Regions from separate parts of the Homo sapiens genome. Here all the other regions are linked to region 1. Evidence: chromatin contacts called from ENCODE Hi-C or POLR2A ChIA-PET data. All regions are on one chromosome and are shown on one strand. The core of a region is the stretch at or near the end of the contact, and the rest is flanking DNA. Distances in the headings are between cores, read along the strand shown. Region 1 holds the start of RPS12 (ribosomal protein S12). Region 2 holds the start of HINT3 (histidine triad nucleotide binding protein 3). Region 3 holds the start of CITED2 (Cbp/p300 interacting transactivator with Glu/Asp rich carboxy-terminal domain 2). Region 4 holds the start of CCDC28A-AS1 (CCDC28A antisense RNA 1). Region 5 holds the start of HEBP2 (heme binding protein 2). Region 6 holds the start of RNF146 (ring finger protein 146).

Region 1 (4,140 bases), core at 1,118-3,617:
AAAAAAATCACATTAATAGACATTAACACTACCAAAATTAAATGAAACCCAAAAGGTGGCTGTAATCAGAAGGGTGACATGGCAGTTTCCTCATGGCAGTTCAGTAGAGGGAGCCAGTTGTCATCATGTACAGCACTAAGATCACCTACAAGCCTGCTACTAATCTTTGTTGTATACCAACGTCAAAATTAGGATTCAATTCTGCAGGTATAAAATGCTTCTACCTACAATCATCTTTAAAATGGCCGACAGTATCAGGTGCACGTAATGTTTACACCTGCACAAAATGAACAGCTTGAGACTTCACAGAATTTACCCCCATATACAAGCATCACTGAACATTAGTCCCAACACAATCCTTAGCAGCCTTACCTTAATTAGGTTGATTTGGTGTTCAGCACAAAGGGCCTCCACCAACTTGACATACATAGGCTCATCACAGTTGGATGCAAGCACACAAAGATGGGCTTGGCGCCTGAAATTCAAATTACAATGAAAATGGAGCTAAAACTCAGATCCAAATCCATCATTCTTGCATTTTAGGAGGGTTATCTTTGCACTAACACTTGCGAAACATAAGCAGCCAATCCACTGAACACATAAATGCGTACAAAATTGCTTGAGTCTGAAGAACCTGCTAGGGAGCATATACATCTTCAATTAACCTACAACTGGTCTTCAGTAAAACCTCTGTCCCTGACACACTGAATTGGTGTAAGTCATTTTTAAAACTTCTGGCCAAAACCCAACCATAATAGCTTTCTTGTAAGCCAGCTTCATATACCTAAAGAAACATGTGAAAGGCCGGGCACGATGGCTCACTCCTGTAATCCCAGCACTTTGGGAAGACGAGGGGGGCAGATGACCCGAGGTCAGGAGTACCAGACCAGCCAGAGACCAACATGGCGAAACCCCGTTTCTACTGAAAGTACAAAAACTAGCTGGGCATGGTGGCGTGTGCCTGTAATTCCATCTACTCGGGAGGCAGAAGAATCGCTTGAACCTGGTAGGTAGAGGTTGCAATGAGATCGCGCCACTGCACTCCAGCCTGGGGGACAGAGCAAGACTCTTTGTCTCAAAAAAAAAAAAGAAAAAAGAAAAAAAAAAGACTGTGGCATTAATGGAACAGTTATGAAATGCCATGCAATAATGCCGAAATAGAAATACAGAAGACTCATACTAGGACCTACTAAATACATTAAACAATAATGCCGTTTCCATCGGATTGAACTGGCTAGATTACACCAAAACGAACTTGTCCTGTAAAACCTTAAAACTGCATTTAAATTCAGCTCAAGAGTAGGTTGATTTGTCAATGCCACCACCCTAAAAAACACATTAACTCGATCCATTCAAATACATTAACAAATATCCCAAATTCAAATAAATCACAGCTATTATACTACTAAATTCATCTAGGACCAAATGCTTCTGAAACCTGAGTTTGAAATTCCATTAAATTAATGCTTGTTTTGCAAACTACCAGATGTAATGTGGCTCTCCATCTCATCTATCTGCCAGATAAGTATAAGACTGACTAGCTCCACAACCTACAGGTTTGTCAGACTCTTATGTTTCACTCATAAAAGGAGTGAAGGGGTATCCGACAATTAAAGTCATCATTCAAACACTGTAGTTTTGAGTGCTTATCCCCATTCCAAACAGCAACCCACACATTTTAAGTGGGCTTTATAGATCTGAGTTCTGATACCTTTTCCTAGGTTTCCGGTAGGACGGATGCCATTCAGAACTTTTGCGCTAACACCATGAACTCCATGCCTTCTTCCCTTGGGTGGCAGTTTTGTTCCGGTTGCAAGAACCCACAGTATTGAGACTGATACACGTACTTGTCTAAGGCTTTGGCAGCTTCGCGAATTCCACGTGCTAGGCCATCGTGGATGAGGGCAGTCTTCAGAACCTCTTGTAAAGCAGTATTAACGTCCATTACACCTCCAGCAGCAATGCTTAAACGCGACACATCAGAACCATCAGTTAAAATCCTCACACCACATAAGGCCTTGCACTCAGCAAAAGCTAAGTGTACAACAGACGCGCTTACGGCGACCCGTTTGACCCAGTCCTGTTCCGCCAGCTCTAGCCCCACGCCTCAGCCGCACCCCGACCCCAACTCCAACCCCGGCCCCTGGGCTCACCCTTCCTCGGCCATGGCGGTGGGTTACGGGTGAAGTTGAATCTTGAACGCACTAAAAAACAAAAGCATTGACTTGTTAAAGAACCAGATACTCGTCACGAATCCCAGCAAGAACGCAACGAGCCACAAATTATAACCAATACACCCCCCTGCCGCCTCGCTCAACTTACCCCAAGCCTCCGCCTCCGCGCGACTCGGCGGCGGCAGGGAAAGAGGCCTCATCCGCACGCATGCCGGTATTTAAGGGTTTTTCAGGTCCCCTGTGCGCATGTGCACTCCCACCCTCGAAAGAGGTGGCTCCCGCAGTGCCGGGCCTGGGGAGTTTCTGTTTCCGGATTGAGGCGGTTCTGAGGCAAACGTACTGCGAGTTTTCTATCTCTGCCAGGCCGGTCCTTGGCGAGTGCAACAGGCACTACGCGGGCAGCTTCGCGTTGTCCTTCTTTGCGGAGGCGTGGCCCACCGAGGCCCAGGGAACTCATTCTACGGAGCGCGACAGAAGCCAAACAAGTGTGTCCGCGTGTTCTTTAAGGCACCTAGAGCCCTGTATCCCGCCGAGCGCCAGTTTTAACCCTTTCCACACCACGTTCTACTTTCCTGTTGCTTCTACAAGACCCAGCCTCCCCAGGCAGCGCACTTTGTTCCTTCGCTTCTAAGTCACCCTGAGAGACCATGTTTGTGTCGTTGTGGGTGTGATCCTCATCTTTGTCTTCATGAAACGAGAGCCTACATGCTTTCACTCTTCCAGGCTGGAGTGCAATGGCGCGATCTCAGCTTACTGCGACCTCCGGCTCCCGGTTTCAAGCGATTCTCCTGCCTCAGCCTCCCGAGTAGCCGGGATTGCAGGCGCCTGCCACCACCCTGGCTAATTTTTTGTATTTTTAGTAAAGACGGGATTTCACCATGTTGGCCAGGCTGGTCTCGAACTCCTGACCTCAGGGGATCCACCCGCCTCGGCCTCCCAAAATGCTGGGATTAGAGGCGTGACCCGCCGCCCCCGGCCGCTTTCACTATTTCTAAGCCCTTTCCCTGCGGTGTGTTGGTAAAGCGGAACCCTGCAGCCAGGGGTCAATTCTAGTTTCTAAGTATAGCGGGAGTCGCTTCTGAACGAAGTTTGTTCTGCTTTGTTTGGTTTTTAACGACGCGTTGTGCTCGGAATACACAGTTCCGCGCAACTCAGAATTCCTCAGGTGCATTTTCAACACCTACAATGTGCCTGACGCAGGGCCAGGTCCTGGGACTACAGACATGAAATATCCAGTCTTTGAGGAGTCCATTTTCTTCCAGGAAGCAATATTTTAAATTTGGAAGTGATTGGCCATTCCCCAATCCCCACTTCCAAACCAAACGCACGAAACACTACTGAATATGATCAATACTGCCTTTGTGTTTAATTTCCTCTCCTGGGTAGTCAGCCGCCAAACCAGTGAGCAATTATTAGGCGCTTGGCACGTGCCAGCGCTGTGAATCCAGTGGGCAGATACTGTTAGACTGGTGAGTGCAGCGAAAAAAACAAAAATGGGTAACGCAGTAAGAGCACCAGGGAGTTCACCAGAACAGAGACCTGCTGTAATGTTAATAAACTGATAGAGTTCAGTTTACTGATAGAGTTCAGTTTTAGATTTTCCGCTGGTTTCAGTTTCATTTTTAAAGCGTTGAAGCTGCTTCTCTGTCAGTAACTCATGCAAATGTTTATTGAGCTTTTGATTTAAAAAAAAAAAAAAAACGAGGAATTTATAAAGATGATTCATTCCTGTAGCCCTGGTTTGTTTGTGGTGGGATTAAGATTTTAGACAAAAATCAGAATACCTCAGGGCCACAGAGGAGATACAAAGTGGCAGGGGGTTAGGGAGTGGGGATGGTGTGAAAAGGTAAGAGGACCTCAGGCTTCTGGCAGCATTCGAAACAGGCTCAAAACAAAAACTAAGAGATTCCAAATCGGTGAGCATGGAAGGAGAGGAGGGTATTCTAAATGGATGAAAGTGTAGGGG
Region 2 (4,140 bases), core at 1,155-3,654, 6.9 Mb after region 1:
GATACAGATCCCTCTACAGAGTGCTAGACTATCCAACCATTTAAAAGACATCTCTACTTAGATGCCTCAAACTCACCTCAAACTCCACAACTCCATAGCTCAACTCATCGCTTTGCTACCTCCCACCACTCCCCTGGCCATCTTTTCTCCTCCTGTGTTCCCGAGCTTAATGAAATGGTACCACCACTACTAGTTTACCCTAGCCAGAAACCTGGAAATCATCTTTGACTTCACCCTCTTTCATTTCCTTATCCTCTTATATCTAAATCAGGGTTTCTAAACCTTGGCACTTCTGACATTTTGAGGGCTGGATAAGCCTGTTTTATGTGTGTGTGTTGATGGGGTGGTGGGGGTGCTGTCCTGTGCACTGTACCATGTTAATAGCAACCCTGGCTTTTATCCATTATTTAGGTCCCAGAAGCAACCCCTAGAAGTGCCAGAAGTTGTTACAATCAAAAGTATCTCAATACATTGCAAAATGTACCCTGGGAGGGCAAAATTGCCCCCAGTTGAGAATCACTGACCTGTATCCATCAAGTCCTCCCTGTTTTACCTCCTGAATACTGTATCCCTTAAATTGATATACTTTTCATAATCTCCTCTACCACATTCTCATTTCAGGCCATCATCAGGGTAGATTAATCTACTAGCCTTCTAACGGGTCTCCATACCTCCAGACTGGTCTCCTCCAAATCATTCTCCACAATGATGCCAGAATGACCTTTCAAAGATCAACCCCCTTCCTATAACTCCGCAACATCTTCCTCCCAACCCACCATTAAACATTGTGAAGTTTCACTTTGCTCTTCAGATAAAGACAAATTCCTTCACATGACTTCCAACACACTTAATAATCTGGTCCCTTGTTTACCTCTCCAGCCTCGCCTTTCATCCTCTCAAACTCTATGCACTAGTTAGACAATTTCTGTTAGTTTTTCTATCACACAAACTGAACCTCTCGGGGGGTCTCTCAACCTGGGACATTATTCTCTCCATTTCCTCATCTGATCAACTCCTACTTATTTCTTCATGTCTCATTTCCTCTGGAAAGCCTTCCCTAATTCTTCAGAGCTGGGTTAGATGCTCCTCCCACAAGCTTACAAAATACTGTAAAATCACCTGACCACAGCACGAGGCATTGTAACTGGCTACCTCCTCTGTATACATTCCGCCCTTTAGATTGTAAAATCGGGACACAGACTGTCCCTTATCTTGCTCAAAAACCTCCAAAACAAGGTGCTTAGAAGGAATTATATTTATTTTTTAAAAAATAAAGGAATGTTTACTACAAAAGACACAATCTTTGGAGCTAATTCTCTCAAAAAGTTGTTTCTATATGGACAAGTAAAACCAACAGAATAAAGTGTGTGCCAGATTATCCGTTTAAAAATATCTGGGCAAAGTCTTCATGCTCTGAAAATGTCCACGCATCCCAACTGACAGTGGAATTCAGAGGCAATTCAATAATAGTTTGACCTCAGACCCACTCCCTCCAGCCTATTTTCTGCCAATCTAACAAACAGCTTTCCACAATTATCATTACCTATTTTCTACTAGTTTTCTCATCAGTATCGGTATTAGAGTGTGCAGGATTTAAAATCAGTATCTTGAAGGTGGAGAAGAATCCTTGTAATAAAAGCAGAGGCCACAAAATGTTATTTGTACCAACTACCTGGGTACCTGCAAACATAGGCCAAAGCATTCGGCCCTGTCATTCACTCTTTGCCCCTGGGAACAGCAAAGATACCGCTGGAGCCACTGCCTGTCAGTCCCCTAGGAGTGAGTCTGTCATCAGCACCCGGACCCTGCAGAAAGGCCCGTAGTGGGCGTATCCCCAGCTTCCCCGAGCCCCATCCACACAGAGCGGCCCTGCCTCTGCGAGCTGAGTAGCGATCGGGATCCTCTGCACCCGCTCCACAACGGCGAGGCCTCCCTGCCGGAGCTCCGAGGGGCGGCCAGGTCCTCACCCACCCCCGGCCGCGCGTCGCCGCCCACCTCGCAGTGCAGGAGTTCGGTGCCCGGGTCCTGCCGCCCCGCGATCCGGCAGAACACGCAGGTGCTGTCGTAGTCCTTGGGCTCTGGTGACTTGCCAGCGGCTTCACAGGTCCCCACTGAGGAAACCGTAGTTTCTGCAGTCGCCGAGGCCTCACAGTCGGGGGCCAGGCCGGCGCTGCGGTTCACCTGTTCCTCCGCCATTGCACCCGCCCCTCGCGGCCTAGAGCCTCGGCCTCTCCAGGGCTACCGGGCCCGCGCAGTCTCCGCGTCCCGCACCTCCTCCGTTTTACCTCGAGACGTCGCCCCTCGCCTGACGCTGGGCGGTGATCCAGGCTTTGGGGAGAGGGAAGGAGACGCGGTGAGGAACTTCAAAGCCGGAGGCCGGCCTCAAAACCGGCTGCCACTAGAGGGCGCGCAATGGCGCTGCCGAGAGTCGTCCTGACCCCTGCGCCTCGTTGGTAATGACGCACGACGTCTGCCAAGTCGCAGAGCGCCCAGCGCGTCGTGGTGACATCACAGAGGCGCGGGAGCGTTTGACATAATGGAGCTTGTTGGGTGTTCTGGACAGGCGTTCTTCAAAGCCCATAGTATAGCGTGTCCAAATATTGTATTACGCTGCCGTTTTTTTAAAAAAAAAAACAAAAAGTTTTTTAAAGTTTGATTTTTAAAATTCGTAGGTTTTTAAAGAATGAGCAAAATTCCTAAAGCCTTGTTTTCAACAGACATCATGTTTGCTGCTTTTTCAGCCACGATAATTGTAGGAGTTTAAACTCAAAATGTCCAAAACTGACCTTTACATCTCTGTTGACTTTTTATTGTTGTTAACAGCACAGTTAGATCAAACTAGCGACCTTTTTTTTAATCTCACATTCCTCATATACAAGTAGATGTGGAGTCCTATAGTCAATACTCTGAAATATCCCAGAAATTCAATGCCAGTGCCTCATAATGCCTCACCTAGACCAACGCAATCACCTTCTAACTTACTTATTGATTTTCCTGTCACTCAGACAAAACCTTCTGTAACTATGTGCTCAAAGAAAAAGTACCAGTTCCTTAGCTTGGTGTTCAAGGTGGACTCTGATTTGACCTCAGCTTTTCGTTTTGTGATACTTCCCACTTGCTGAGCATCTAAAACATGCCATATATTTCTCTAATTGTCAAAAAACGCAAGGTTGGTTTTATAACCACCGCTCTAGAGATGAAGGACCAAACTCAGAGTTGCCCAGTCCCACACAACTAATTAATAGTGACAGAGTTTAAGATCAAGGTTTGTCTAACTCCAAAACCCACCAACCTTTTTGACATACAGCACTCCTTTTTTAACACCAAAAAATTTGTTGGACTAGCTCACTATAGTAGTTACACCCTTGGTATTTGCTGATTTAGAAAATACATAACAAATTGGGAATTCAGTAATGATTTTTAATGGATTTATGTTGTAATAAAAAGTGGTTGTATGTGTTTTGAATTGTTGTACATATACATTCAAGACATTTTTCATTCCTTTTTGTAGTTGGCCCGTAGTTTGGGGAACCACTACAATAGCTTCACTGCCTTTCAGCACCCCAAAGCAGAGTTCAGAATCAATACATTAGAGTTTTGCCAAATTTTAGTATTCACAATTTCCATGCCTGTACTACACCTTCACATCACTGCTTTTATTCACACAGTTCTCTCTCAAATATTCTTGTTTCCATCTCTTCACTCCAAATTCTACCTTCCAAGCCACCCCTCCAATGCTACCTCCTTCATGAAATTTTCTTTAGCCAAACTGACATAAGCACATCCTCTTGCAAATTCATATAACAGGTTTTCAATATTTCTCTTGTAGGATTTGTCTCTTTGTATCTTATAGCTATTTATGTACTTATTTATCCTGCTAGGAATTATGTTTCTTGGCAACAAGATTGGGTGTGTGAATCTTCCATAATGCCTAGTACAGTTGGAACAGGAATTAAAGAATATGTAAGCAAAAACTCAGTTGTATGTAAGAAAACCCAGTTCCCCCTGAGGAGGAGAAAGAGGTAGAGTCCTTTAAAAATTAACTGCCTGTTTTTCTATCTGTGGCTAGTGAGCCTTATCTCTCCCTTTCCCAGGCATTGTGAAGACCCTGTTTCTCTAGCTGTGCAGCTGCAAAGTCAC
Region 3 (4,140 bases), core at 606-3,105, 6.6 Mb before region 1:
GGGAATTGTTGCAACTAACAATGCAATGTGTCATGTGCCCGTATCTCTAAAAAGTAAATATTTTTGAGGTTTAAAAATTATTTGCCTGCACGGTTTGCCGGAGAGCCTGGAAGAGGAAAGAAGACAAGACACAAAGTAACAACATTTACAAAAATATGCCTGACTAGGAAAAGACAGAGGGGTCATAGACGAAAATAATCAGGATTGGGTCTCTTTTGCAAATTCCTGAACGGGGAAATGTATCAGAATTTCCAGTCCTCAAGAAACAGGGCCTTTAAAAGTCTTGTGTGCAAGAAGGGGGAAAAAGACGAGGGGGGGGCGGGGAGGCGGACTCGCTCTTCGCAGCAGGAAGTCTTCAATGGCTATCGAGTTATGAAGAAACAACTGCCCAGAAGTCCTTATTCGGAGCGCTAAACTCGATTTTACCACATAAAGAGCAATGTAAAAGCTCAGAACAGCCCCATCATGGTGTTGGGGAAACAACTCGGCTTCCCCATGTGAGAAAGCCAGAGAGCTCCGACTTGGTAGTAGCCCAGACCTGTGTTAGGGGTTTTATTTGCAAGTCAATGAACCAAACGGGCGACCAGGCTCGTTGTGCCGCGTTGTGGAAGCAAGGTTATTATTATCGCCCATTGCCCCACTGAACAATTTCACTGAAAAGGAAGAGTCCCAGCCGTGTGTGTGCGCGTGGTGCCATACGGGACGTGCAGCTACGTGCCCACCTCCAGAACGACTTTATTTACAAAGCGATTACCACGTTATCTATTTGTTTTCCTTTTCCAGCAAGAGCAGCCTTACTCAGCCCTCAAATTTCTTAATTACAAACCCGTTTGCTTCTAAATCAACCCCAAACCGTCAGGCAGAGCCCGGAGGGAGGCTCTGCAAGTTTGTACACACCCCCACCTCCCGGATCCAGGGCAACAGCAGAAGCAAGTAACTGTGTATGTGCAAAAAGGTGGATCTGGGGACGAGGATCGCTGAGTTTGTTTACAGAGCAGAGACGCCTCAGCTCGGATGCCAAAGCTACCAAGAGCTGCAAACGCAAACTTAGCAGAAGCACACGTACCCCGGGAGCGGCAGGCGGGCCCGAAAGCGCGGACTGGAATTCCAGGGCGCGGGAGCGGGGGTGGCCGGGCCCTCGAGCGCGCTCCGTCCACCTGCAGCGGCTGCCCCTCCCCGCCCCCAGCTCCTGTCCTTGAAAGGAGTGGAGGAAAAAAATGCATCTACAAGCGGTGATCTAGAGTAGGTCTACCCACTGCCCGTATGAAAACACAAAGGCACAGCCTAGGAAGGCGCGCTCAGGAAAGGGCGCATTATTTGTCCGGGTCTTTAAAACCCAACTCGAGGAAGCACAGCCATTCTTCGCTGCCTGTGGAAGCTTTTGCAAAACCGGGGAGGCACAAGGGCACTCTGGAGGGCGGGGGGCGCTGGGCGAGTCCCCTTTTCCCGTAGAGAGCGGGGCAGATCGCTAGGTGAACCGAGTGAGAAAGCTGGGGGTGGGGTAGATCCAGCCTGAGGGGGGCGGTGAGCTCTCCTCGTGGCTATCCCGGCAGGCTCTACCTTCGGGCGGGGCGGCAGGGGAGGATTTTCCCCCTGCCTCGGGGGTGGCTGAGCCAACCTCGCGTTTCTGGGCCGGGAAGAAACCAGAGTCGGGGGGCGACGGGGCGACTGGGCGGCCCCCGGGCCCCGCAGCCTCTGCAGCACGTGCCGCGGGCGGCGGGGACGCGGCTCCGGGACCCGGTCCAGGGTGTTCGCGGTGTTCCGGAATCCGCGTCTTGGCGCCGCCCGCCCTGGAGGCTCTCGCTCCGCCTTTCCGAAATGCCTATATTAACTGTGGCCAAAGCCCTAAGAAACACAGCTCATTGTTGGCAGCTGCCGGGCGGTCCTGCCGAGCTGTGAGGGCAACGGAGGGGAAATAAAAGGGAACGGCTCCGAATCTGCCCCAGCGGCCGCTGCGAGACCTCGGCGCCGACATCGCGACAGCGAAGCGCTTTGCACGCCAGGAAGGTCCCCTCTATGTGCTGCTGAGCCGGTCCTGGACGCGACGAGCCCGCCCTCGGTCTTCGGAGCAGAAATCGCAAAAACGGAAGGTAAGCGCGACGGGCGAAGCTGGCTGGGGCTCTTGCCAGCCCAGTCCTCCGAGGGCAGGGTTTGCCCGGAGGAAGAGCGTGAGGCGAAGCTGGGGAATAACAACAGGATGTGCAACAACAGGATGAGGAGGGCTGATTTAATGCCTGAAGTTCGCAGCAGGGCTACGGGGCACTTCCTTTATTAGGCCACTTCGGGGAGCAAAGGGGGTGTGGGCTCGGGTCCCCCCGCCCGATCGCAGGGGAAGGGGCTGTTTGTGCAGCGTCCGGCTGTGTTATGAGTGGTAGCTCTTCCGTGGTGGCTAGCCCGGGTGCACAGGCTGTTAGTGGGATCTTGGGGGTGGTGGTTCGCAGCCGACGTGCGCCCGGGAATCCTGGGGGGCAGAGGCGAGCAAAAGTGGGGTGCGCTGTGGTGGGCGACACGTGTGGCGCGGGTCTCATTATCTGCCCTTTTCACTTCCAGGACTGGAAATGGCAGACCATATGATGGCCATGAACCACGGGCGCTTCCCCGACGGCACCAATGGGCTGCACCATCACCCTGCCCACCGCATGGGCATGGGGCAGTTCCCGAGCCCCCATCACCACCAGCAGCAGCAGCCCCAGCACGCCTTCAACGCCCTAATGGGCGAGCACATACACTACGGCGCGGGCAACATGAATGCCACGAGCGGCATCAGGCATGCGATGGGGCCGGGGACTGTGAACGGAGGGCACCCCCCGAGCGCGCTGGCCCCCGCGGCCAGGTTTAACAACTCCCAGTTCATGGGTCCCCCGGTGGCCAGCCAGGGAGGCTCCCTGCCGGCCAGCATGCAGCTGCAGAAGCTCAACAACCAGTATTTCAACCATCACCCCTACCCCCACAACCACTACATGCCGGATTTGCACCCTGCTGCAGGCCACCAGATGAACGGGACAAACCAGCACTTCCGAGATTGCAACCCCAAGCACAGCGGCGGCAGCAGCACCCCCGGCGGCTCGGGCGGCAGCAGCACCCCCGGCGGCTCTGGCAGCAGCTCGGGCGGCGGCGCGGGCAGCAGCAACAGCGGCGGCGGCAGCGGCAGCGGCAACATGCCCGCCTCCGTGGCCCACGTCCCCGCTGCAATGCTGCCGCCCAATGTCATAGACACTGATTTCATCGACGAGGAAGTTCTTATGTCCTTGGTGATAGAAATGGGTTTGGACCGCATCAAGGAGCTGCCCGAACTCTGGCTGGGGCAAAACGAGTTTGATTTTATGACGGACTTCGTGTGCAAACAGCAGCCCAGCAGAGTGAGCTGTTGACTCGATCGAAACCCCGGCGAAAGAAATCAAACCCCCAACTTCTTCGGCGTGAATTAAAAGAAACATTCCCTTAGACACAGTATCTCACTTTTCAGATCTTGAAAGGTTTGAGAACTTGGAAACAAAGTAAACTATAAACTTGTACAAATTGGTTTTAAAAAAAATTGCTGCCACTTTTTTTTCCTGTTTTTGTTTCGTTTTTGTAGCCTTGACATTCACCCACCTCCCTTATGTAGTTGAAATATCTAGCTAACTTGGTCTTTTTCGTTGTTTGTTTTTACTCCTTTCCCTCACTTTCTCCAGTGCTCAACTGTTAGATATTAATCTTGGCAAACTGCTTAATCTTGTGGATTTTGTAGATGGTTTCAAATGACTGAACTGCATTCAGATTTACGAGTGAAAGGAAAAATTGCATTAGTTGGTTGCATGAACTTCGAAGGGCAGATATTACTGCACAAACTGCCATCTCGCTTCATTTTTTTAACTATGCATTTGAGTACAGACTAATTTTTAAAATATGCTAAACTGGAAGATTAAACAGATGTGGGCCAAACTGTTCTGGATCAGGAAAGTCATACTGTTCACTTTCAAGTTGGCTGTCCCCCCCGCCGCCCCCCCCACCCCCATATGTACAGATGATAATAGGGTGTGGAATGTCGTCAGTGGCAAACATTTCACAGATTTTTATTTTGTTTCTGTCTTCAACATTTTTGACACTGTGCTAATAGTTATATTCAGTACATGAAAAGATACTACTGTGTTGAAAGCT
Region 4 (4,140 bases), core at 431-2,930, 6.0 Mb before region 1:
CCATATCAAAAAAGTTAACAATGTGAAGTTACAGATGGCCCTTCCATGCGGAATACGTGTAAGGCCTCCTAGTTATCCCTACACAATCCCCTTACTTTATCTATTAATCCGCTCTATTTTCTAACATCCATCTATTTAAAAAATACCCTTCCGGCCGGGCTCACGCCTGTAATCCCAGCACTTTGGAAGGCCAAGGCGGGCGGATCACGAGGTCAGGAGATCGAGACCATCCTGGCTAACACGGTGAAACCCCGTCTCTACTAAAAATACAAAAAATTAGCCGGGAGTGGTGGCGGGCGCCTGTAGTCCCAGCTACTCAGGAGGCTGAGGCAGGACAATGGCATGAACCCGGGAGGCGGAGCTTGCCCTGAGCCGAGATGGTGCCACTGCGACAGAGCGAGACTCCGTCTCAAAAACAAAACAAAACAAAACAAAACAAAACAAAAAAACCCCTTCCATACTTTATTTGTGCATAGTGTTAAATTTTTCTTAACTTCATTATTTCATATATCATAAGATGAATTTATATGGCTATCTCTACCTCATCAGGTTGTAAATTGCCTTCTAGAAACATTAGGCCGTTTTTGGCATGCTGTGTTTAATTTAGGCATGCCATGACCATTCAAAAAGATTCAAACCCATTGCTGTCGCTTAAAATAATTATTTGATGAATTCAATAAATTTTTCTTTTTCCTTTTGCCTGGACTTAGTGCCACTGGCACTGGAATTTAAACCACTGAGCTTAAATTGGCTGACGCTAGACAATTACAACTGGAGCTACAATACTGCCAAAGAAGAGGCTTTCTGGGAAAGGCTCCAATGCCCAGTCTCTAATCCCAGATACCACTGGGTGTCAATCCACTTAAACCTTGGCTAACAATTTTTCTTTTAAGAAGCATTTTTTGTAACAGAACAATAATTCTGGTGTTGTTTCAACATGCAACACAAATTAAATGAGAGTTTGAAAGATGACTGAATAGAGACGATTAGTTCTCTGAAGAGGCAAGGATCTGTAAAAATGTATGATACGCATAAACACGCTGGCCTGAAATTTAACGATGCTAATACACACTTGGTGGTACAAGAAAAAAAAATCTAGGAAGTAAAGCAATGCAAATAAACCAGTGGTGGTCTAAACCACAATATTCTGCGGAGCCAGCACTCGCGATTTCCTCGTTTTTGGAAAATTACATCTGTCACAAGAGCACTGAAACCCTTCCTGTATATCAAACAGCAAAGAATGTTTTAGAGAAGGCATAATAAGTAAACTGCTCATAGTTACTTATTCACACAGTGGTTTTAAGTGCCAGGTCTTGCCTCCAAGCAGTACCACTGGGCATCCCTCTTGACATCACCTCATTCCCCTTCCCCAATCTACCGAAGCGATGACCCTTCACCGCCCAGTACCCAGCAGTGACCAGAGTGGTGGGAAGGGCCTAAAGGGGCAGGTTGCGGAGGTTCCTTTGCTTCCACTACATACCTGAAGAAGAAGGGTATTGGGGCCCCCTTCCGCAACCCGCAAAGACCCGACAGCCTCAGAAGCCACCGCCGCAGCCACAAGCAGAGCCCCGGTCACATCCCGGGACCCGCTCCTCCGCAGCTCCGTTTGTTTACGGAAGTGACGTAAGAGGTACAGCCTCCATGCCCCAAGCGGAAGCCCCGCCTTTTCCTGCTCCCCCAGTGTCGCTCTTGGCTCCGCCCTCGGCATTTCATTGCTTCCCCTGTCCTTCCTTTAGCTGTAACTCCGGCGGGCGTGTTGGGTGTGTCGTTTTAGGCTCTGTGACCCAGGAGCAAGACGCAATAAGCGGGTGCAGTGGAGGTAGAAACGGGAAATGCAGTACCCTTTCCGGAAGCTACTCCGCCCCTCGGTGAGTGTTAGATTCCCCCCCCGAACTACAATTCCCAGAATGCTGTTCGAGCATGCCCGAAGGCGGAACCAGAGTGTCGCCATGCAACTGTTCCTTGGTTGTTTCCGATTGGTTGCCCGGACTTCTCGCGGCTAAACTAATTTTGGCTCCAAGGCGGCGTGAAGAGTGTGATTCTGTTCAGCGACCGTGATTCTGTTCAGCGACCATGATGTTGAGCCCCTAATTGAGAGTCTGTTACCACTATTAATAGCTACTCTGTTCGGGCCCTACACATAACGGTGTATCTAAACCTCTCTACAATTTTATGGGTAGGTGTTATACTCTCTGTTTTACAAATGGGGAATTTGAGGCTCAGAAAGGCTAATTGATGCAGGTGTCTCTCTGTCGTCAAAGATAGTTCTACTTCCACTATACTTAAAGCCTCTGGAGAAGGAATTGCAGGCTGAGAGAAAGAGATCTATCTTAAATGAGGGAAGAAATGCACGTTTCATTGCCTGGTCTGGGTAGCCTTCCCGGTGTTGGAGTGGGAGGTGGGAAGGTTTTAGATTCACAGGTCCTTAGATTGAAGGGACTCTGGAGGAACACCACATAGCACCCCCCGCATTAGCTAATGGGGAAACCATATCTAGAGATTGTATCCATGCCAGAAAAGGCAGAGCAAAGACAACCCCAGTCTCTTGGCTTCTAGGATAGGATGTTCTTCCGCCACCCGCCATTTAAAAAAAAAAAACAAAACTATTGAAATGTTAAAAAAAAAAAGCACAGAATAAACAACGCACCCACTATCCAGAACGAACAGATTTATGAATGAAAGAAATGGAGCATTACAGATAAAGAAGGTGTTCCCTATTCTCAGTCCCATTCTACTACCACCCTCAGAGAGGCAACCAGGATCATGAATTTGATATGTATCTTGCCAATCTAGGTTTCTATATTTAAACTATTACTATGTATTATAAACAATATGTAGAATGGTTTGGGGCATTTGAAGTTTTACATGAATGCTATTATATTTTGTGTATTGATCTGCAACTTGATTTTTTCACCAAATTCTGTGTTTTTGAGAGCTATCCACATTGATAAATATAGCTAGACTTTATCAAATAGATTTGTCACAAATTATTTGGGAATTCCCATAGTGATGGATGTTTAGGTTGTTTCCCATTTTTCACCATTACAAACACTACTGTACAGTCTGCTCAATATCTTTTCCCAGTTTCTCCTTTTAATTAATGTCGAATTGTCTTATTTGTATGAACAGAGCTTGCAACTGGTGATTCACATGCTACTTTTTTTTTTTTCAAATTGGTTGCTAACAGCTAAAATTGAAAGAATAAAAACAATGTGGCATCCCATGAATTAACGGGAAGATCTGACTACGTTAGATGTGCATTGTAGCCTGGCAACAATGGTTCAAGCTGGAAAGCATCTGCCTCCTTTACCTCAGTTCAAGTAATATCTAGTTTTTCTTTGTCTTTAGTACCCATCTGAGCCCTGTAGCATTTGTGTTTACAACCTCCAACATGATGTAGGGACACAGGAAAGTACCCTTCTAAATGGACATGTTTCAGGTATTCAGAAATAGGTATTCAGGTTTTGAATACCTATTTTAAGTCCCTATTTTAGCCACACCCTGTGATAGGAGGTCAGGATGCATCTATCAACAAAAGGTACAAGAGCTTTATAGTCAGAGATCTTATATTCCCGATATAAGAGACTGACAATAAATTAGTATGCAAATAAAATAGTTTCATTTAGTCAGATGAGAGTCCTGAAATAACAGCTTAAGGTCAAAAGTAGTTTGTACTGAAGGAGAAGTATCAGGGAAGGCCTTCCCGAAAATGCAGCTTTGAGGTAGAGATATGAATAAAGTGCATGAGCCAGCCATGGAATGATCTGAGGAAAATGAGTCCTTGAGTGCCAGGCACGGTGGCTTTTGCCTGTAATCCAGCACTTTGGGAGGCTGAGGCAGACAAATAGCTTGAACCTAAGAGCTGGAGACCAGCCTAGGCAACATAGCAAAACCCTGTCTTTACAAGAAATACAAAAATTAGCTGGGCATGGTGATGCAGGCCTGTAGTCCCAGCTGCTTGAGTGGCTGAAGTGGGAGGATCACCTGAACCCAGGAGGTCAAGGCTGCAGTTAGCCATGATCATGTCACTGTGCTCCAGCCTGGGTTACAAAATGAGACCCTGTCTCAAAAAAATAAAAAAAAAATAAGAAGGAGAAGGAGAAGAAAAGAAGCATTCTTGAATAGAACATACGGCTAAAA
Region 5 (4,140 bases), core at 1,142-3,641, 5.6 Mb before region 1:
CATCTATGAACCAGGAAACGGGCCCTCACCAGTCACTGAAACTGCCAGCACCTTAAACTTGAACTTCCTTGTCTCCAGAAATGTGAGAGAGAAATTTCTGTTTTTCATAAACTACCCAGCCTACGGTATTTTGTTACAACAGCCTGAACAAACTAAGACTTCTGTTTTAAGGTATTTTTGTTCAGGTCTAACTATATTGCAGTCTTTTGTTTTGGGAGCATATAATTTGCACCGTGTCTTATATGAAGGGCATGCAATAGACTCATTAAATGAAGTGATTATTATCTTGTGACAGACCTCAGTAACATATACAACAAAGCCAGTAGGAAAACATCACAAAATGCATTAGACCTGATTTTATGGAAGGGTGAAAAAGCCTTTTGAAATTGCATTGGAGCTAAACTGTGAGTGCACGCAAGTAAAACTAGCAGTCAGCAAGGCTATAAATTATCTACCACTTACCGTACAAACACAGTCATTTCGGCTCTATCTTCAATGAAGACATCTGACTCTAAAGGCCTGGGTGGATCAAATTGCTGTTCAGAGGGAATATACAGGGAAATGGTAATGGTAGACTCACTAAAAGGACCTGAACCAGGCTCCACGTAGCTTGTCACTGGAGCTGTCATCTTTATTTTCATCTCTGTGACATAAAAATGAAAGCAAATTTAGTGTATTTTTGACAGCTTTAAACATTTAACCTATTCTTTTTTGATCTGGGTTCCTTGATTTACTTCACATTGTTGACATATTTACCTTTAAGATAATTTTCATCTTAAAACAGTAAGGCCAAAATTACTCAATTGCTCACTGCCCACATTAAACCACTTTCTGTAATACTGATATTCTGGGTTAATAAATTCTTAATTTTTAGAGATAAAAGGGGAAATTAGAGATTACATGGTCAGTAAATTATTTTTTCTTACCATTCAGAAAATGAGGTCCCACAGGCTAAGAGACCTGCTAAAATATAAATAGCAGCAAAGCCAGACCAAAAGCTATGACTTGATGCTTCTAATCTTGGTACCTTCTTGCCTCCTGACGTCTCTGATCCTACCAGTCACCAAATTATCTTGAGGTGTTAGCCATAGAAAAGGACTTATCACGAGTTACACCAAACCCCAGTTCATCCAGCAAAATCAGAGAACAGAGGTTGAAAAGTAATACCCAGTGTAACCCTGGTCCTGAGGAGTCTTGTCTGAAAACAAGACAAGTCTTTGATGACTTGCTTATTTTTCCATTATAAAGGATATTTCTTTAATAAGCTAAAACTCAATAATAAGCCCGGGGACTCTTTCACAATATGCATAATTACAAGGAAAACTGCTTTTACCTTTCTCGTTTTTGCCTTGAATGTAGCTGTTCAGTTTCGTAAAGCCCGTCTGGATGGCTGAATCCCAGTCCATAGACTCCACGGACGTGCTGACCCACTTGGCTGGTCCATAGTGTCGGATCTCATAACTTCCGGGCTAAAGTGGAACAGAGAAAACTTCGAGAAGCAATTCTAAGAGGGTAGGAGTGAGATGCAAAAATACCGGTGCCATGATCTCGGGTCGACCTGGAGCCGTCCTGTCTAGGGGCTGCACCGCCCCGGGGTCCGGCCTGAGGTCCCCGCTCCTTAGGTCTGGGAGGTTCCCCTCCACGAGGTTCCCCTCCTTGCGATTAGGGACCGCAGCGGCCCCAACCCCACACGCTGGGGACTCGATTCACACTTTCAGACAAGCATCTATTACACCCCCTCGGTTCGGAGGGTTCCACCGCGCGTTCTGGGACGTAACCAGTTCCTCCCCGCCCCACCACCCCGCAAAGACAAGAAATTGAGATGGGACCTGCACTGGGGGTAGCGGGGAGGGTAGAGCTAAATGACCGGGGTTTCTCGTTTGCGTAGCATAGTGGGTAGGGACTGGGACCATTTAAAAAACTGTACTTTTTACTTAACTCTATGGGACCCGCTGGCCTCACTGCAAATCAGCCGGAAGGCGGGCCCAGCCCCTCCGCTCCCGAGTCGGCGCCTACCTGGGGGCCGGCGTCCTCCGGGGCCTTCCAGCCCGGCGTCTCCACAGCTTGGGCCGCCGCGTCCTCGGCCGCCCCGGGGTCTGGCTGGAGCGGCTCGGCCATGGGCGGCGCTGACGCTCTGGGAGCCTGGTCAGCCGCGCAGAGGCCCCGCACCCCGGGCCGCCCCGCCTGCGTGTGCGCGCCCCGCCGAGGCCCCGAGTCCCCGCTCCGCAGACCCGGTCCCTCCTCCCGGCCGGGCTGGAGACCCGAGCCCACCCGATGCGTCTGCCTCTGGACCGCGAGGGGGCGCCGCCACCAAGGCGGGGCCGGCTCACGACCCCGGACAGCTCCGGCCGGAGTTGCGCGTCCTGCCCCCGCCCCTCCGCGGCGACAGGGAGCCGCACCTCGCTTCGGCCCGCCTTCTTTTGAGGCACTTCCGCCCCCGCCCCGCCTTTGTTTTTGAAGGAAAGGCACACACAGGTGGCCCCGCGGGCAGTAGGGGGTGGCGCTGTTTCTGTGCAACCGGTTTGGGAACCTCTGCCGCGGCCCCGCCCGCGCTGGGAACCGCGGGCGCTGAGCCGCCTCGAGGGTGTCCCAGCGCACCGCAGGCAGAGAAAGGCAGGAGGTGGCGGCTGGCGACCCGACCCCCGCGGCCCCTGCCCGCACTCCTGGGGCTCAGCCAGGGCGAATGGCCGTACTCATCCCAAGAAGTTGTCCTAGGTCCCAGACAGCTTTCAGGGTCCCTTGCGGAGGAGGTGGTGGGACCACAGACACATGGAGAGAATCTGGAACTGTTCTGGTTTCTGAACTTTTCCCCGACAGGACCCCAGACCCTCTGAGTCATCCCCGCAGGCTTAACGAGACTCGGGGAGAGTTAGTGCCGAGGCCAGACACTAGTGCTTTTCAAGAATTTTGGTTACCAGGGCTTTCCCGAGCCGAGTGGGGTGCGGCTCTGTTCCCCAGCACCCCCTTTCCGCCGGCCAGGCCGACTCCGCGTTACTGTCCCCTGCGGCGGGGACCCGGCACGGCTCCGGCGCCCCCCAGAGGACTCCCATCGTGGGCAGCCAGAGCTCCGAGGCTCTCCGGGGCGACGTGACCGCCGCAGAGGCAGCAGGCACTCCCCACGCGAAAGCCAACGGACAGGAGGGTGGCCACGTGAAAAGCAATGGTGACATCCCCCAAGGGTGAAGGGGAGTAGGCCCCTGTGAACAGAAGAGGCAGCCGGGACCATTGGCAATGCCATGGAGCCAGCACCCCCTAGCCAGGGTGCTGAGGCCAAAGGGGAGGCTCCCTCCCTCGCAAGGAGACTTCCAAGAAGACGAAATTGCCTTTCAAGGCCAGGCACGGTGGCTCACGCCTGTAATCCCTTCATTTTGGGAGGCCAAGACAGGGGTGATCGCTTGAGCCCAGGAGTTCGAGACCAGACTGGGCAACATGGCGAAAACCCGTCTCTACAAAAATACAATAAAATAGCGTTGATAGTAGAGTGGAGAGCATAGCTGCCTTCCAAAAAAAAAAAAAAAAAAAAAAAAGCTGAGTGTGCTGGGGTTGTGATCTCAGCTACTCGGGAGGCTGAGGTGGGAGGATCGGCTTGAGCCTGGGGAGGTCGAAGCTGCAGTGAGCCGAGATTGCGCCACTGCACTCTAGCTTGGGTAACAGAGTGATACCCTGTCTAAAATAAATAAATAAATAAATAAATAAATAAATAAATAAATAAATAAATAATTATCTTTCAAGAAGGGTTTCTAAGAGCAGCTTGTCCTTCAAGAGAAATGGGAAGGAGGGTGGGGTGACTCTTCTGCCTCCTCACCTATGGAGGAAGAACAGGAGTGGGGGAAGATCAATGCCTGCAGCGACAAGGGCGCTGCCCAGGAAGGGAAGGCTGTTGCCACCCCTGAGAGCCAGGAGCCCCAGGCCAAGGGCGCAGAGGCAGTACTGCCTCAGAAGAAGAGGCAGGGCCCCAAGCTACAGAGCTGTCCACTCCCTCGGGGCGGAGAGTGGCCCTACACCAGCCCACGCTGAGCAGAATGAGTAGCTGGGTGGGCCAGGTGGGTGATCTCTAAGCTGCAAAAACTGCTGTTCTTGTGAGGTTACTGCCTGGACCTGGTGCCCTGGCTGCCCTCCTGTGCCCAGAAAGGAAGGGGC
Region 6 (4,140 bases), core at 810-3,309, 5.5 Mb after region 1:
AAAACAAAAGATTTAATATCCTTTTCTTCTTTTGACTCAAAATATCGTTTTGGATCCTTTAAAAAAAAAAGTCTGTTCCTTTCCTCTGACAAGTTAGGTTGGTGGAGACTGAAACAAAACACTTTGTAAGTTGACATCTCCTTTTAAAAGAAGTTATTTCTTTTTTCTTCTCTTGTCTAAAAGACCAGCTATTTGGAGAGAGTTTTCCTGATAATTATAATTCTACCAAGTTCTGAACAACCAGCGAAGAAAAAAAATATTTAAATGTATTTCCAGTCTGCCCACATGATACACTGGCTCATTTGAGACATAAATTCTAAATGAAAGATTGGGCTGAACAACATCCTCCACTTTAAGATATACAAGGCACCAAAACAAACACATCCAAAATCTATTTTTAGAGTGGTGTTCACTCTTCCGGTTTTCTCTTTAAAACGAGATTTAGTTGACCTATTTTCATGTGTTTTTAGGGCACCCAGACACTCTATACAAACAATATTTGCTAATCATAAAACAGCAAAGCCAAAATCACAAATCCTGTTATCTGTGTGGGACATTTTCTCCACGTGTCCTTACGTGCCATGTCTTTGAAAAGTCTAAATATAGATTCACTGACTAAAATGTCCTAAGTCTTCCAAATTCTATAATTATATACTGGATTGAATGCCAATATTATACGTTCACATCCCATTTGAAAAGTACACACACGAGGTGGGGGGGATGTGCCCACTACCTGAAATGCCAATCATACAAAGAACAAAGCGTACCCTATCATCTTTGGGCTTTCTTCTCTCCTCAGTTCTACACTGTTTCGATATTACAAAAATATTAAACAAAATGTTCAAAACTTGAGAAATAAGTGCTCACTAAAATGGCACTTAGAGAAAATAAATTAAAACATATACCAATATGATTAACGAGAAAAGATTCTAGTTGCCAGGATGTGTGTGTAAACTTACAGTCCTGTAGGTTTTACCTGTGGAGAGGACGGTTCCGTCTCCACTCTTAAAACAATTTTACATTCTTTAGAAGCCTTAGCAAAATAAATAGCGACAACAATGGAAGACCCACACTCCTTCAGACGGGATGGAGGGTAGGAAGAGAACTCCCCACCCAACAATCAGAACAAAGCAACAGCCTCAGCTTTTAAGATGCAGAGGGTTTGGAGGCTCAAGGGATATTCTGAGATCTCTTAATTGTTCCGATGCTTCAACAGCCGTCAAAAACAACTAAGAATATGCAGCGCTGGGCTTCACTAGGACAAGGTGCAGGGATTGCTCTCTTCGTTTTAGGCAAGACCGAGACACTGAGCAGGAGAAAAAAAAGGAGGAAGAGCGAGAGAAGAGAAAGCAGCAGCCAGAGACACTCCGGGAAAAGGCAAAAATGCAGACTGTACGCCCTGGCTTCGATCTGACCCAAGGCCCAAACTGTCTGACCCCACACGGGAAAACATGGAGCAGGCTACCGCCGAAAAACCATCGCCGCCCCTACACCTCGAGGCCAGAAGGTCCCCGGGTAAAGGCCTAAAACCACGGCCCAGAGGGGAGGAGAGGGACCCGCCTGCCACCCGAGGCAGCGAAGCGGGCTCAGGCGGAAGAGGCTGCGCAGTAATGGCCGCTGCTCCGCCCCTCGCACCCGGACCGAGACCAGCTCCGGCCGTCACCCAGGGCAGGGGCTGCGGCGCCCTCGGGCAGCGCAGGGGCTGTCACGGTCGTCTTGCCTGCCCCAGCAGCCAAGGCGGGGGTGGCGGAAAGGGCTGAACTGTCCCATCCCGCCTCTGCGCGGACAGCCGGGGCCGCGCCAGCCCAAGGGCGTCCATCTACGTACCGGCCCCTGACCCCGCCGCCGCCCCTCTCAGGCCCCGAGCGCAAGGCCGACCCGGAGTACGTTGCGGCTGGAGGTGACACCGCGAGCTATGCCTCCTCTCCCCGAGTGAGGATCCTAGAGTGGCCGGCGTTCACCCTGCTCCCCCGAGAGGGCCTCGCTCCGACTCCCACCTCTCCGGCCACAGCTGCGGCCACCTCGCAGTCTTTTCTCTCTGGCCTCGGAGCCCGCAGCTGCCGGGAACGCGCGCGGCCGTCACGTGACCACCCGGCGCGTCGCGGAGGAGGGGCCGCGACGCGCCGCGCACCCGCACCCGCACCGGCGAGCTAACTCCGGCGCCTCATCGTTCTGCCCCTGTCTCGCGCCGCTGTCTGCCGGTACTCTCTTGCCTGTGGGGAGCGGCGACTTCGCTGCTTGCATTCTTCTGGCTTCTTTAGAGTGTGCTTGCTTTGTATTAGGGCCCAGAGGCTCTGAAAGAGTGCAGTTCCAACAGAAAGAGATTTGGGGTGGAGGAAGTAAAACGTGTGTAGGACCAGCAGGTGGTGCTGCTCAAAAATCCAGCTTTGCTATCCTGAGGAAGCTCTGGGGCGCCTAGCTGAGTTTCGGCTTAAAGATCCCTTAGCAAAAGTACTGCTTGTTCCCTTTCAAGAAAAAAAATGGGGAGGGGGGGGACGGAGGGGAGAGAGTACTGTAGGACTTTCCAATTTGTTCTCCTTTTTAATGGTTGAGCAATTTAATCGGGGAAAAAATGAGTATTAGTTTTCTTTTGAAACCCCACCCTTTTTTTAAAAAAAACAGAATAGTGCCTGAGAAACTGAAGAAATTAATCTGCATGATAATCTAAAATTAAAGAGGTTATTTTGATCGCAAGCCTGTGGTTTTAAACATCAGAACTCTAGCAGTAATTCACCATTTTAGCATGTACATTTCCTTTTTCAGAACTGATTAAATTTTCCTAATTTGTAGGAAAATGAAGAGGGTGGAAGAGCAGACCTTTTATCTTTAGAAGAGTATGTATTTCAACATTCTATGACAGCGTCTTCTCATTTGCATTAGTGTTGCATTTTGGGATTTCATTAACTGTTTGATTCAGGATTGGAAGTTTTCAGTGTCCTTATAGGTATAGAAATGTATATGTTTTCTGTTATTCCTCTGAAATCAGTTTATTTCAGGGTTCTCATTCATATATATCAATATGTAACCCAATCTCTTGAAGGGTGCATCTAGTTCAGTGATGCTTGCGCGTGTATGCAATACTGTTCCATACATGTAGAAATATTGAAGTGTATATCCTTTAACTTTAAGCTTAGTTTTCTATCTTTATCTTCTTATTAGCCACTCAGTTTTGTCCCTCTATCCTACACAGCCCATGAACAGAGAATAGCTAAAATTTGATATGTACTCGAAGATTCCAGCTTGAAGAGGTAATGCTAATATTAACTAACAATGTGCCAGGTGTTGCTCTAAGTGCTTTATTCATATATACCCACTTAATTCTCATAATAAACTATGAGGTAGGCACTATTATTATTCCCATTTTACAGAGAGAGAGACACACACAGCTGAGATTTGAATCCAGGCACAGACTGTAAGATGTCAGCTAGTTCAACCCCTTCTCACTCATACCCAAGGTCTTTGTATTTCAGTAAATGGTTGCATCTTTCCTTGTTCAAACCCACCTTTAACTCCTCTCTTTTATGTCTTATATGCATTTGGCATATAACCTGTTGGCTCTTCCTTCAAAGTATATCCAACTACTTACCACCTCCGCTACAATCTGCATCATCTCTTGTTTGGATTATAGTGTTACGGTAGACCAGGAACTAGTCTTTTGACTCTATCCTTAATACAGAATCCTAAATAAATCTACTTAAAAAGAAGTGAGATCGTACCACTCCTTTGCTCAAAGTCTCCTGTGGCTTCCCAACACAAGTAAAAACCAAAGTCCTAACGATGGCTTTAAAATCCTCCCCTCATTACCTCTTTGACCCCACAGACTGTTTACCCAGCTTTGTATTCCCAGAAAGCTCTCCACAAGCTGCCAACCTCATAGTCTTTGCAGTTGTGGTTTCCTCTGCTTAGAACACTCTTCCCCATCATGCTCCCTCCATATGTGCTCAGATGTCCAACTCTTCAGTCAGTCCCTCTACTTGTCAGCATATTTTAAGTCATGATGTTTCCATTCCCAATATTTCATATTTCCTCCTTTACTTTTTAATACTTATCACAGTGTAATGGATAATTTATTTTACTTACTAATCTTCATCATATTTCTCATCACATTAGGACGCAAGACACAGGAGGCCAGGAATGTGT

What was found. A loop is a pair of places that touch in the nucleus more often than their neighbours do. ChIA-PET counts read pairs that join two places held with the same protein, here RNA polymerase II (POLR2A). Pooled maps may share reads with other maps.
Region 2: a map of naive thymus-derived CD4-positive, alpha-beta T cell shows a loop between it and region 1 (9-fold over the local background). The contact joins the promoter of HINT3 here to the promoter of RPS12 in region 1. A Hi-C loop is called at or near these places in 1 of 168 maps with a recorded cell type or tissue (naive thymus-derived CD4-positive, alpha-beta T cell) and 5 of 50 pooled maps. POLR2A ChIA-PET finds 5 or more read pairs at or near these places in 1 of 52 experiments (naive thymus-derived CD8-positive, alpha-beta T cell).
Region 3: a loop to region 1 is called in a map of CD8-positive, alpha-beta T cell, with 12 times the contacts of the local background. The contact joins the promoter of CITED2 here to the promoter of RPS12 in region 1. A Hi-C loop is called at or near these places in 2 of 168 maps with a recorded cell type or tissue (CD8-positive, alpha-beta T cell and naive thymus-derived CD4-positive, alpha-beta T cell) and 6 of 50 pooled maps. POLR2A ChIA-PET finds 5 or more read pairs at or near these places in 1 of 52 experiments (CD4-positive, alpha-beta T cell).
Region 4: a map of CD8-positive, alpha-beta T cell shows a loop between it and region 1 (21-fold over the local background). The contact joins the promoter of CCDC28A-AS1 here to the promoter of RPS12 in region 1. A Hi-C loop is called at or near these places in 3 of 168 maps with a recorded cell type or tissue (CD8-positive, alpha-beta T cell and naive thymus-derived CD4-positive, alpha-beta T cell) and 9 of 50 pooled maps.
Region 5: a loop to region 1 is called in a map of CD8-positive, alpha-beta T cell, with 9 times the contacts of the local background. The contact joins the promoter of HEBP2 here to the promoter of RPS12 in region 1. A Hi-C loop is called at or near these places in 2 of 168 maps with a recorded cell type or tissue (CD8-positive, alpha-beta T cell and naive thymus-derived CD4-positive, alpha-beta T cell) and 7 of 50 pooled maps.
Region 6: a map of naive thymus-derived CD4-positive, alpha-beta T cell shows a loop between it and region 1 (8-fold over the local background). The contact joins the promoter of RNF146 here to the promoter of RPS12 in region 1. A Hi-C loop is called at or near these places in 1 of 168 maps with a recorded cell type or tissue (naive thymus-derived CD4-positive, alpha-beta T cell) and 9 of 50 pooled maps. POLR2A ChIA-PET finds 5 or more read pairs at or near these places in 1 of 52 experiments (CD4-positive, alpha-beta memory T cell).

Annotation. Positions count from the first base shown.
Region 1 is chr6:132,812,796-132,816,935 of GRCh38, reverse strand. It overlaps RPS12 (ribosomal protein S12), which reads right to left and starts at 2,367. Exons shown (of 6, transcript NM_001016.4): 1 at 2,323-2,367; 2 at 2,154-2,204; 3 at 1,848-1,964; 4 at 373-475. The coding sequence starts at 2,167. SNORD101 (small nucleolar RNA, C/D box 101) reads right to left here and starts at 1,629; the gene lies at 1,557-1,629. LOC107986644 (a long non-coding RNA gene) reads left to right here and starts at 2,648. Exons shown (of 3, transcript XR_001744345.3): 1 at 2,648-3,643. It overlaps SNORD100 (small nucleolar RNA, C/D box 100), which reads right to left and starts at 134; the gene lies at 59-134. RefSeq lists enhancers at 1,902-2,031, 2,462-2,741, 2,656-3,402, 3,832-3,901.
Region 2 is chr6:125,955,034-125,959,173 of GRCh38, reverse strand. It overlaps HINT3 (histidine triad nucleotide binding protein 3), which reads right to left and starts at 2,404. Exons shown (of 5, transcript NM_138571.5): 1 at 1,996-2,404. The coding sequence starts at 2,196. RefSeq lists enhancers at 1,182-1,231, 2,292-2,391 and a silencer at 1,902-2,121.
Region 3 is chr6:139,372,363-139,376,502 of GRCh38, reverse strand. CITED2 (Cbp/p300 interacting transactivator with Glu/Asp rich carboxy-terminal domain 2) reads left to right here and starts at 1,855. Exons shown (of 2, transcript NM_006079.5): 1 at 1,855-2,090; 2 at 2,551-4,140. The coding sequence starts at 2,559. The coding sequence ends at 3,371. RefSeq lists silencers at 1,007-1,316, 1,487-1,866, 2,327-2,476, 3,047-3,146 and enhancers at 2,017-2,186, 2,697-2,756.
Region 4 is chr6:138,771,243-138,775,382 of GRCh38, reverse strand. CCDC28A-AS1 (CCDC28A antisense RNA 1) reads left to right here and starts at 1,680. Exons shown (of 3, transcript NR_161205.1): 1 at 1,680-1,868. It overlaps CCDC28A (coiled-coil domain containing 28A), which reads right to left and starts at 1,614. Exons shown (of 6, transcript NM_015439.3): 1 at 1,481-1,614. RefSeq lists enhancers at 1,302-1,361, 1,722-1,781, 1,802-1,851, 1,215-1,888, 1,889-2,563.
Region 5 is chr6:138,402,474-138,406,613 of GRCh38, reverse strand. It overlaps HEBP2 (heme binding protein 2), which reads right to left and starts at 2,391. Exons shown (of 4, transcript NM_014320.3): 1 at 2,017-2,391; 2 at 1,334-1,469; 3 at 463-643. The coding sequence starts at 2,118. It also overlaps the pseudogene MARCKSL1P2. RefSeq lists enhancers at 2,135-2,655, 3,177-3,697 and silencers at 1,926-2,775, 2,906-2,975.
Region 6 is chr6:127,264,783-127,268,922 of GRCh38, reverse strand. RNF146 (ring finger protein 146) reads right to left here and starts at 2,059. Exons shown (of 3, transcript NM_001242850.2): 1 at 1,998-2,059. RefSeq lists an enhancer at 1,371-1,430 and silencers at 1,631-1,900, 2,001-2,100.